Linked DNA regions of Homo sapiens: region 2 is linked to region 1. Evidence: read pairs that join two places in POLR2A ChIA-PET (ENCODE). Cell type or tissue: B cell. All regions are shown on one strand. Each heading gives the region's core, and the rest is flanking DNA. Links, peaks and the distances in the headings are about the cores only. Region 1 overlaps MYO5C (myosin VC). Region 2 overlaps ATOSA (atos homolog A).

Region 1 (5,385 bases), core at 148-5,147:
AGTTAATTAGACATATTTAAAAACTGATGGAGGATCATGAAACACTTCATATATTTGTTAACTCCTGGAGCGATTCTGTGATATTCCCTCCTCTCTTTAGAATCCTGCTTCCTCACCCAGACGCAGGCTGTCCTGCTCACTGCATGGGGAAGTTTTGTATCCTACCACCACAGGCAGCCCTGAGCTTCCTAGCCCCCAAAAGAGATGTGCCAAGCATGTTCTATCTCTTTCCGGGACCCTGCCATGTACCCCAACTTTGAGATCTAAAAACCTTTGACTCCTTAAGAGAAGGGAAGCCCAGATTGGAGTCCTTGGAGGTTAGCAAAGGGTTTGCTATTGAGATAGGAAAGGTGGGCTGGTACAGTACAAGGTCAGGCACCTGCCTTAATTTCTGTGAGGTCCATTACTTACCTTATCTTTTGGGATAAAAGACAAACTAACAAGGACAATAGGTGGGGAAGGAAAGGAGGGAGGTTTATTTCCTAGGCAAGAATCTTAATTCTTGGATTTGGTAGAAGTTGAAGGTGGTGGTAGTCTCTGAATTTTGCACTGTCTTAGCAATAAAGTAAAAAAAAAAGAAAAGAAAGAAAGAGAAAAGAAAGAAAAGGAGAGGAAGGAAAGGAAGGAAAGGAAGGGAAGGAAGGGAGGAAGGGAGGAAGGGAGGAAGGAAGGAAGGAAAAGAAAGAAAATGAAAGAAAGAAGAAAGAAAGAAGGAAGGAGAGAAGGAAGGAAGGAGAGAAGGAAGGAAGGAGAGAAGGAAGGAAGGAGAGAAGGAAGGAAGGAGAGAAGGAAGGAAGGAGAGAAAGAAAGAAGAGAAAGAAAGAAAGGAAAAGAAAAGAAAAGAAAAGAATTCCTGGTGGTCCACTGTACCCACCCAGCAGAAGCTTTATGGACTAGTCTAGAATGTGTTCAGTATCTGACAGTACACATTGTGGAACTTAGCTCTCATAAATCTCTAATCTCACTTCCTAAAAACAGTCACACCCCACTTTCTTGTATCTGTGTCTGCTATATGCAAACTGAGATGGAAAATATAAAACAGCACAGACAGAAGAAAGAAAGTAGCTTTAAGGCAAACTAGATTCCATACATTCTTTGCCGTTCTTCCTTTTGTACATCATCAAAGAGCTGCTTGGTGAGGTTGTCCATTTTTTCTGTAAAAAGAGAATGCTTTTTGAGATATGTCTGCCAAATCAATGCCTTGATTGTTTCATGTTATGTTTAAGAAAGTGAGAATGTCAGGACAATCATGTGATGTTTATTATTAACAGGACTTACAATGAGAGTATAGCTCATTTTTTATAAACAAGAAATAAAGATGAGGGGGTTTCAAAATAATAATTCTCACAAATTTGTCAGATTGGAATTATCAATAAATAGTTTCATTTATAGTACTTTTGTTGGTCTGTTATTTATTAAAGTAGATATTGGCTTTGAGACAATGAATATTATTAAAAATAAATAGAGGCCGGGCGCGGTGGCTCACGCCTGTAATCCCAGCACTTTGGGAGGCCGAGGCGGGCGGATCACGAGGTCAGGAGATCAAGACCATCCCGGCTAAAACGGTGAAACCCCGTCTCTACTAAAAATACAAAAAATTAGCCGGGCGTAGTGGCGGGCGCCTGTAGTCCCAGCTACTTGGGAGGCTGAGGCAGGAGAATGGCGTGAACCCGGGAGGTGGAGCTTGCAGTGAGCCGAGATCCCGCCACTGCACTCCAGCCTGGGCGACAGAGCGAGACTCCGTCTCAAAAAAAAAAAAAAAAAAATTAAAAAAAAAAAAAAATAAATAAATAAATAGAAACCCTTTGGGAAGAAAATGATCCATTTGTGACAAGGTTTCTCGGTCTTGGCACTATTGCTACTTTGGGCTGGATAATTCTTTGCTGTGGAGAGGGGCTGTCCCACGCATTGCAGGATTCTGAGCAGCAACCCTGGCTTCTACCCTCTAGAAGCCAGTAGCACCTCTGCTCCAGTTGTGACAACCCAAATTGTTTCCAGACATTGGCAAATGTCTGGGGGGTGAGGTGGCAGCAAAGCTGAGAACCACTCATCTGTGATAACCAAGAAAATAATCAAGTGTCTGTCTCTATCTGGGAAAGAGGAAGTACAAAAAAGGCAGCTGTTAACACTGAAATACAAGAGTCGCAAACACAAAGTCTGCAGGCCGAAGGGCAGGACGTTCCATGGCTATGACAACCCCACATTCCCAACACACCCATATGCCACAGGGGCCATCAAAATGGGAGAATGGCAGTGCAGCCCCTCAAATGGTGATGTCCCTATTTGCACTAAGCTGATATCTCATCCTTGAGCTCTACCTCACCTCTGAGCCCCACCCCAGAAGGAGTCCTCGGGGTGCACCGTCGATAGCAATTCTCCAAATTACTTTTTTTTTTTAGCCAACAGTTTAATAGTTTGTCTAACATAGTGCCAAATGTTTCTGAATCAAAATGACTGCTTCAGAACGTTGTAAGGCAGCCAGGAAATACTGGGGGAAATGCTCAAGCTTTAATTTAGAAGCCAACACGTTTTATATAACCTCAATTTTCAATTAACCAAAAGCATTGGCTTTAATTCTGGTGCTTACCATCTTAGGCCATTTGCAGATGCGCTAAAGAAGCTGCTCGAATGTGATTTACTTCTCAAGAGGAATGGGATTATGTCCATGTTAAGTTAGAATCTCAAAAAGGAGAAACAGCATTTGATAGCATCCCTGGGTCTTAGGTCACAAGCATAGGTAAAGGTTGGTGCTATTCACAAAACACTGTTTGCCATGTCGGGGGAGGCGCACAGGATAATCAGTTTATAAATATTACATTGAAAGTTTTCATGGACTTTTTGGAAGAGGATGTAAAATTATTCACCCAAACATGACATGGTCTCAGAAACATAATTTTCAGGTTATATTCCTGAGAATTTAAATGCCCTTGTGGGAAATTCTATTTGAAGTTAGGGGGGAAAAAAGCCAAAACAACCACCCAAGAGGAGTGTGCTGTAATAAAAAGGGTGGAGATGAGGAAACCCTTTCCTAACTCAGGTTCAAGGTTTACTCCCGGACCTCTGACATGCTCCTGTTCATCTCTGACATTCACATGGCTTCTGTGCCCACACCATCAGCCCTACAGAGACAGGGTGGAGGGCACGCAGCACCTAGAACAGGAGGGCATGGCCTGCTCCTCGTCAGCACCTGCACAGCCTTTCCTGCCCCAGTGCCCTGGTGTCAGGCTGTTTACTCCCTCTTCACCAACATTCGCTCCTCCCACTCTCCGCCCTGAACTCCCAGGGCTCTGCACTCCTCTGGGCCCCATCATATCCACCATTTGCTGGGCTAGAGGTGCGTGTAGAATCCCCAGGCCTGAACCCTCGTGTTCCTGCTGCCCCCACGTTGGAGCTCAAGGAAGAGATCCCTAGGCAAGATCACTGAGAGTGGTGATTTAAACTATCTGGTCAGGGATCACCAGGCTCTGTTGCCTGTTGCCTTTTCTGGGGTACAACAAGTATTGTCAAGTTGAACTTGAGCTGAAAAGCTCAAATGTGTAGAGCTAGGCTAAGCGTAGCTGTTCCACAGCCCTAAAGGAAGTGATACCTACTGGTTCCAGGGTCTGCCCTTCTTCATTCAGGGCAGGACAGTAGCAGAGGACATGGGTGTCACTTAGGCTAAGTAACTCCGACAGATCAGAATTTTTTCTGCAAATCTTTGGTGAGCACCAAACATGACTGCAGCATTACTCTGACTGTACATCAGGATTACCGTAAAGGTTTTCTAAAATTACGGATGTCTGAACCACCTCTGACACCACCACACACGAATGCGCACACACAGACACACACACACCCATTTCCTGATGCAAAAGCTCCGGGCTCATGGTCCGACCATCTGTACTTTGCAAAGGGCCCAGGAGGTTCTGAGGCACAGAGAGGAAATGCTGTGCTGTCTGACAAAAGACAGAAATAAAACAGACGAATCTGTAGGGCAAAGTTACCACGACTTAAATATGGCTATTCCTTGTGAGCAAAAATTGCCTCACTAAACTAAGTGTACACCAGAGACCCCTGGTTCTAAAACTGGTCAACCCCAGTATTGTTTACTGAGTGACTAAATCAGTGAATGTCTGGATTTGTGCCCCCCAAGCTTTACCTTTTAACTCTTCAGTCTTCTCTTGAAGCTTCAGCTGTATTTGTTCTTTCTGTGTTTCCAGTTCTGAATTATGCTTCTGAAGCTTTGCCAATTTCTAGCAGAGGGAAGGGGGAAAAACAAACTTTTTTGAAAACCTCACTTCAAGTTGTCACCATTGCCTTTCTTCACAAAAAGATGTATATTCTTAAATTAGTTTATTTTTTCTCAGCTCCTGTCTATAGATAACAGCGAGCACCAGCCACTGTAAGACGCTGCCATTTGTTTCACATGCAAGAGCTCAACGTGACTTCAAAGGTGACACTATTCCCGACCTGGCCAGCAATGACTGAAACAAGGAGAAAGGACACATTCAAGGGCTCCTCAATGTCAAGGACATACTTCTTCCTTTTGTCGAGCTTCTCAATAGCCAGGGGACTTTATATGTCGAATATGCTATGATTACACAGTTGATGGCGTAAAGGGGATTCACACTTTGCAACTGTTATGACTCAGGAAGGATGTGTGAGCACAGCAGGATTCCTATCATTTCAACTTCTCCTGGTAAAGTGTCTGCTGGGCTGGCAGCAGGCCCCGTGGTGCTGACTGATGGTGACTGGCAGCTGGCGATGCCCACGGCAGCAGTGTTGGTGCACCCAGCACCGGGTCATGGGGAGGGCAAAGGGATGTCTTCTGGGCCTCCAAGCCACCAACCCTGGGTGCTAGGACTTTGAAAATGCAGCAGAGGCTGGGCACGGTGGCTCACACCTGTAATCCCTGCATTTTGGGAGGCCAAGCGGGGGTGGATCACTGGAGGTCAGGAGTTCGAGACCAGCTTGGCCAACATGGTGAAACCCCACCTCTACCAAAAATACAAAAAATTAGCCGGGCGTCATGGCGCATGCCTGTAATCCCAGCTACTCGGGAGGCTGAGGAAGGAGAATTGCTTGAACCCGGGAGGTGGAGGTTGCAGTGAGCCGAGATTGCGCCACCGCACTCCAGCCCGGATGACAGAGCAAGACTCCGTCTAAAAAAACAAAAAAAAAACAAAATGCAGCAGAGTGGATGATAATAAAGATCACCTTCTTAGAACACACTAGCTCACACTTTTGCAGGGACTCACCATAGGCATTTGGCTACATTATTTCATCTGACCATTTTATTCTCACAACAATTCTGTCAATCTCTTTTTGTTATTCTCATTTTATATAGGAGGAAACTAAAATTCATTATGGTAGGCATTTGGCTAACGTATTTCATCTGATGATTTT
Region 2 (5,385 bases), core at 148-5,147, 440 kb after region 1:
GTTAAAAAAAAAAAAGAGCCAGGAGACTTATATTCTGAGCGAAGATATCAAATATAAAGGCCCCAAAGTGTCAAATGTGCTTGTAGTGACTGAAGAATAACAGGACTAATATGGCTAGACTGCAGGGAACCTTGGAAATCACCAGGAAATGAGGTCAGTCAGCCTGAGACTTTAGGTTTAAAAATATAATTGTTTAATGTGTTATCAATGGAATAAAATCTGGGATTTCAACAATATTCACTTTTCTCTTTAATCCATTTTGCCTAAATACTTAAAAGCTAGAGGAAAAATCTACTAAAATATTAATTAGCTGTTCTATTTACATGATCTAATTTTTTATCATATTCTTATGGCATACTCCAAAACTTTTGTAAATGTTGTCTAACATCAGGGTCTAACTCCATTTCTGTAAAAGGAAGCAATGTACAACTTTAAAAGGCAATGTGACTAAAGATGTTATTGGAACAACTAGGAAAATATGAGTATAAACTGTATATTAGATATTAGTACTATGTAAGTATTAGATTGAATGCAGTAACTGTATTGCAGGTATACAGAAGAATACTTTTATTTTTAGAAGACACATGCAGTGGTATGGCCGTAAATGTTTAACGGCTGGCTCAGAGAGGAAAAAAGGCCTTGGTTTGTAGCACTGCCAATTTCCATGGTATAAATACCATTACCATGGCTGATTTCAAGTAACCAACTAGGTGAAGAGTTGAAATGAAATATACACAATCGGCTTTTGCAAGCCAGTACCTGCCAGCTGTAGCATACTGCTGGATACATGTTGTATCTGGGGCTGAAGTGTCAAGACATCTGCAACTTACACAAGTGGCCAACAGGTATATGAAAACATGTTCAACATTACTAATAACCAGAGAAATGCAAATCAAAACCACAATGAGATAAAACCTTACTCCGGTTAGAATGGCTGGAGACAAAAGAAAGACAAAAGAAAACAAGTGTTGGCAAGGATGTGGAGAAAAGGGAACAGTTACACATGGTTGAGACTGTAAGTTATTACAGCCATTACGGAAAACAGTATAGACATTCCTCAAAATATCAGAGACAGAACTACCATATCATCCAGCAGTTCCGCTACTGGGCATATATACCCAAAGGAAATGAAATCAGCATGTTGAAGAGATATCTGTACTCCCATATTTATTGCAGTATTATTCACAATAGCCAAGATATGGAATCAATCTGTGTCCATAAAGAAAATGTGGTACACACACGTGCGCACACACATAATGGAATACTATAGAGCCACAAAAGGAATAAAATACTGTCATTTGCAACAACATAAATGAACCTGGAGGACATCGTGTTCAGTAAAATCAGCCAGACACAGAAAGACACATACTGCATGATCTCACTTATGTGGAATCTTAAAAAAAAGCTGTTATCATAGAAGTAGCGAGTAGAACAGTGGTTTCCAGAAACTGGGTAAGGGGAAGGAGAGAATAGGAAGAGGTTGATCAACAGATACAAAATTACAGTTAGATAGGAGGAATAAATTCTGGTGTTCTACTGCATAGTAGGATGACTAAGGATAACCCTAAAGTATTATATATTATAAAATAGCTAGAAGAGGCTTTTGAATGTTCCCACCCACAAGGAAATCATAAGTGCATGAGGTGAAAGATATGCTAAATACCCTGATTTAATTATTTACACAACATATATATGTATTGGAACATCATACTGGACTTCATAAATATATACAATTGCAATGTGTCAACTGAAAAAAGTACCAGTTTGAAATAAACAAAAAGGCTTTGCATTAAAAATAGAAAAAAACAGACAACAAAACTCCATGTCTATCTAGCCCACCCACCCATCCCACCTACTTATATGGAGATAAAACAAAAGTTGTAAAATGGTCACAATTAATCTATGAAAAGGTAAATGGATGTTAATTGTAGTATTTCAACTTTTCTGTGGGTTTGAAATTTTTTTTTTTTTTTTGAGACGGAGACTCACTCTGTCACCCAGGCTTGAGTGCAGTGGTGCAATCTCGGCTCACTGCAAGCTCCGCCTCCCCGGTTCACGCCATTCTCCTGCCTCACTGTCCTGCCTCAGTCCTAGAGTAGCTGAGATTACAGGCGCCTGCCACCACACCCAGCTAATTTTTTTGTATTTTTTTAGTAGAGATGGGGTTTCACCATTGTTAGCCAGGATGGTCTCGATCTCCTGATCTTGTGATCCGCCCACCTCAGCCTTCCAAAGTGCTGGGATTACAGGCGTGAGCCACCGCGCCTGGCCTGAAATTTTTAATTATAATAATTGTAGAGCAAGCAAAGTAGGGTAACTTAGAGAAATCCTATGGTTAGTTCTTTCATAAAATGAATAATTTTTTGTATATCAGCATCCTTCTGTCAAACACACCAAATATGATATAGACCTTTAAAGTTATTTTAAGACCAAAATAAACAAAAAGAAGTTTGCCAATATCAAGGGCTAAAATTATACATTCTCTTACTGTTATAAATTTAAGTAGAAATGGCCAATGATCTCTCTCACAAACCATGATCTCTCTTCACAAAAGAAAATTGCTAATTTGATGAAAAATGTAAATGCACTTTCTAGATGTTAGGATAAAGTTTTACAAATAGCCTAATTTCAGATACTGACGCTAAATTAATTCCATTCAGGAATATACATTTGGTTAAGTGGGAAACCAAAATATGAAAACTTTAAATATTGTTTATTCCCAAATACAGATTGGTCATGTTCCCAAAGGGGATATGTTTAAGTCTGACCATTATTTAGGCTTAAATATTACTGACAAGCAATATGAGTTATGATTAGATTCCCAGAAGAGTCTACCAAAGGTTTCTTAACCTATAATGGCCATCTTGCAGCATCATGGAACAAATCTAAATTCTGGGTCATGGAAGCAGAAGGGCCATGCTCCAAGCACTGAATCAATCCTAGGTAATACTCTGAAACAAAGAAAAAAGCAGTTTTGGGCAACATCTCACCACTCTATTTTCCATCAGCCTCTTTCTAGTTCCCACCTCTGCCTCACTCTCTGCCCTGATGCTGCTCTAAACTGTTCATTAGGGTCTACTATCACCCAGAAATAGTGGGCTGTGTTCCAATTTGCCTACTTTCCCTCTCCATTGCATTTGCATTAAAGATTGGGTAGTTCAATGCTGGTTTTGACTTTTTTCTATGTTATTGTATATTTCAGAAGACAAGGTTGACAGTGACATAAGTGTCCATTGATCTTTCATGCTTGTTCCAACCAGTTTTCAAAACGGAGTTCTGAAACACTCATTTCCTCAGTGCAGCTGTTCCAAGCTGTGTATTCTTGTTAGCAGAGGAAACCATTTAGCAATCCCTACCCAGTGCTAGGCGTATGTTAAGTGCCAAACCATATGTTCTCAGTTTACCTTTCCCACAAGGCTTAAGGTTGACGGTATTAGAGCAAAAAACAAAACCGTTGTTCAGAAAGGCTATGTAATTTTTTCAAGGTAATTTGGCTGGTAAGTTCCGAAGTTAGAATTTCAATCCAAATTTGATCCTAAAAGCTTAGTGTCTTAACTTTTCTTGCATTATAGTACGCTGCTAAAAGGAAACCATTTAAACTAAAATATGACCATCATTTCAACAGTCCTCGAAAAATGTATAACTAAGTATACATTTATTAATCCAAGTGAATCTCTAGTTGGTATAATTTCTGTCAGGATAGCAAGAGGAAACTAAAAGTAATAAAATCCTCATACTGTGTGAATAGCACCAACTAAGATGCAGCTGGCTGTATTTGGGAAGACCTGGCCCTTTGCACATCTATACAAATAATCCTGCCCACAGAGTAAATTAGTCCACATTTATATAGCATCTCATGGCTTACTATGTTCTTTGACATATTATCTTAGTTGAAGCTCAGAAGCAACACCCTTAGCCAGCTACATCTTACAGATAAGTAAACAGGTTTGGGACTTAATCCAAGAATGGGTCCCAAATCTAAACTCTAAATCCTTTGAGTTTTTTTTCCATTAGTCTATCCGACTTGTACTTTCTTATATTCATAAACCTGAGGTTTACCAATTTGAACATACAGACATTCTCCCTCTCTCTCAGAAACAGCAATAGGAGCAAATTCAGCACAGGGGGTGGACATCAGAGAGCTTCTAGCAAATGTCTGTGTATGAATCATTTGTTAGACGTATATAAACTGGAAACCATTGTCACTAAATGGCTTTTGCCTACTTTTAAGATATTTTATAGTGTTTTAATTCAATAAGATATGATTAATTAAGAAATATAACCTTTATTTAAGTTATGGATAGTATCCTTAACTGTATTTTCAAAAAATTAAGTATAAAATTGTGATAACAGCCTAACAGTCATTAATTCAAACCAATCCCTAAATTGGCAGAAGTTCAGCTGGTATCAGTAAAACAATCAAATATTGCTACCCAGCTGCTCCTATTCCTATCTGCTCCACAAATACTGAGACATACAAGTCATTCTTTCATTTAACAAATATGTATTAAACACCTATGCACCTACCATGTACAAGACTGCCTACTAAATGATGGGAATACAGGTGTGAATAAGAGACAAGGTTTCCGGACTCACAAAACTTAAAATCTAGCTGTAGAGACAGACAATAAACAAAAGAAATTACAAAATGTGGTCAATGCTATGAAGGAAATACAGGCTGCTCAGACAAAGAATAACAAGGGACATCTCATTTAATAAATGACAGCAATTAACATTCACTGAGCACTTTGGATAGGGTAGTGAGAGAAAACCTCTCTGAAAAAATGACGGTTAAGTTCTATAACAAAAGAACAACAAGGAGACACCAATGTGATGACTGGGGAGAAAGGCTTTTTAGGCAGAAGGAATTTCGCATACCAGATCCTAAGTGGTAATCAAAAACCTAAAAGGCAGCTAGTGGGGCTGGATATGGTAAACAAGGGGAAGAGATGAGTATCTTTTACATGGAAAGGAAAATATGAGAAAGCTCAACTCAAATTATTGCTAGGAATTGTGGTATTACACATGGGCTCTTAGGCTAATATTTTGATTATCTGCTGGCATTTTTTACCTATTCCATCCTGTTTTACTTTAATAAGAGTCTGGGCCAGGTGCAATTCCTCACACCTGTAATCCCAGCACTTTGAGAGGCTGAGCCAGGAGGGCTGCTTGAGCCCAGGAGAATGAGAACAGTCTGGGCAACATAGTGAGACCCCATTTCTCAAAAAAAAAAAAAAAAAAAAAAGACAATTAGCCAGGCATAGTGGCGTGCACCTGTAGTCCCAGCTACTCTGGAAGCTTAAGCAGGATGATCTCTTGATCCCAGGAGTTGGAGGCTACAGTGAATTATGATTGCATCACTGTACTCCAGTCTGAGTGACACAG

What was found. ChIA-PET counts read pairs that join two places held together with the same protein. Peaks named below come from ENCODE experiments on the same cell type or tissue, not always from the same donor. Only the 100,000 strongest peaks of a DNase experiment are listed, where the experiment ranks them.
Region 2: POLR2A ChIA-PET joins it to region 1 with 5 read pairs; 2 of 35 experiments call an interaction of 5 or more read pairs at or near these places.

The regions. Positions count from the first base shown.
Region 1 is chr15:52,231,532-52,236,916 of GRCh38, forward strand. It overlaps MYO5C (myosin VC), which reads right to left. Exons shown (of 41, transcript NM_018728.4): 23 at 4,139-4,232; 24 at 1,091-1,154. LOC105370820 (a long non-coding RNA gene) reads left to right here. Exons shown (of 4, transcript XR_007064638.1): 4 at 4,347-5,385. Among named protein-coding and RNA genes, the nearest start is that of GNB5, 43 kb to the left of the region's middle. In B cell, for the core only: no CTCF peak of the experiment used is centred there; DNase peaks (open chromatin) are centred at 1,000, 2,070, 3,260, 3,740 and 2 weaker places; H3K4me3 peaks cover 4,158 bases; H3K27ac peaks cover 5,000 bases.
Region 2 is chr15:52,666,950-52,672,334 of GRCh38, forward strand. The region is part of intron 2 of ATOSA (atos homolog A); the gene reads right to left. Among named protein-coding and RNA genes, the nearest start is that of ATOSA, 9.7 kb to the right of the region's middle. RefSeq lists enhancers at 952-1,031, 4,643-5,144. In B cell, for the core only: no CTCF peak of the experiment used is centred there; no DNase peak of the experiment used is centred there; H3K27ac peaks cover 1,563 bases.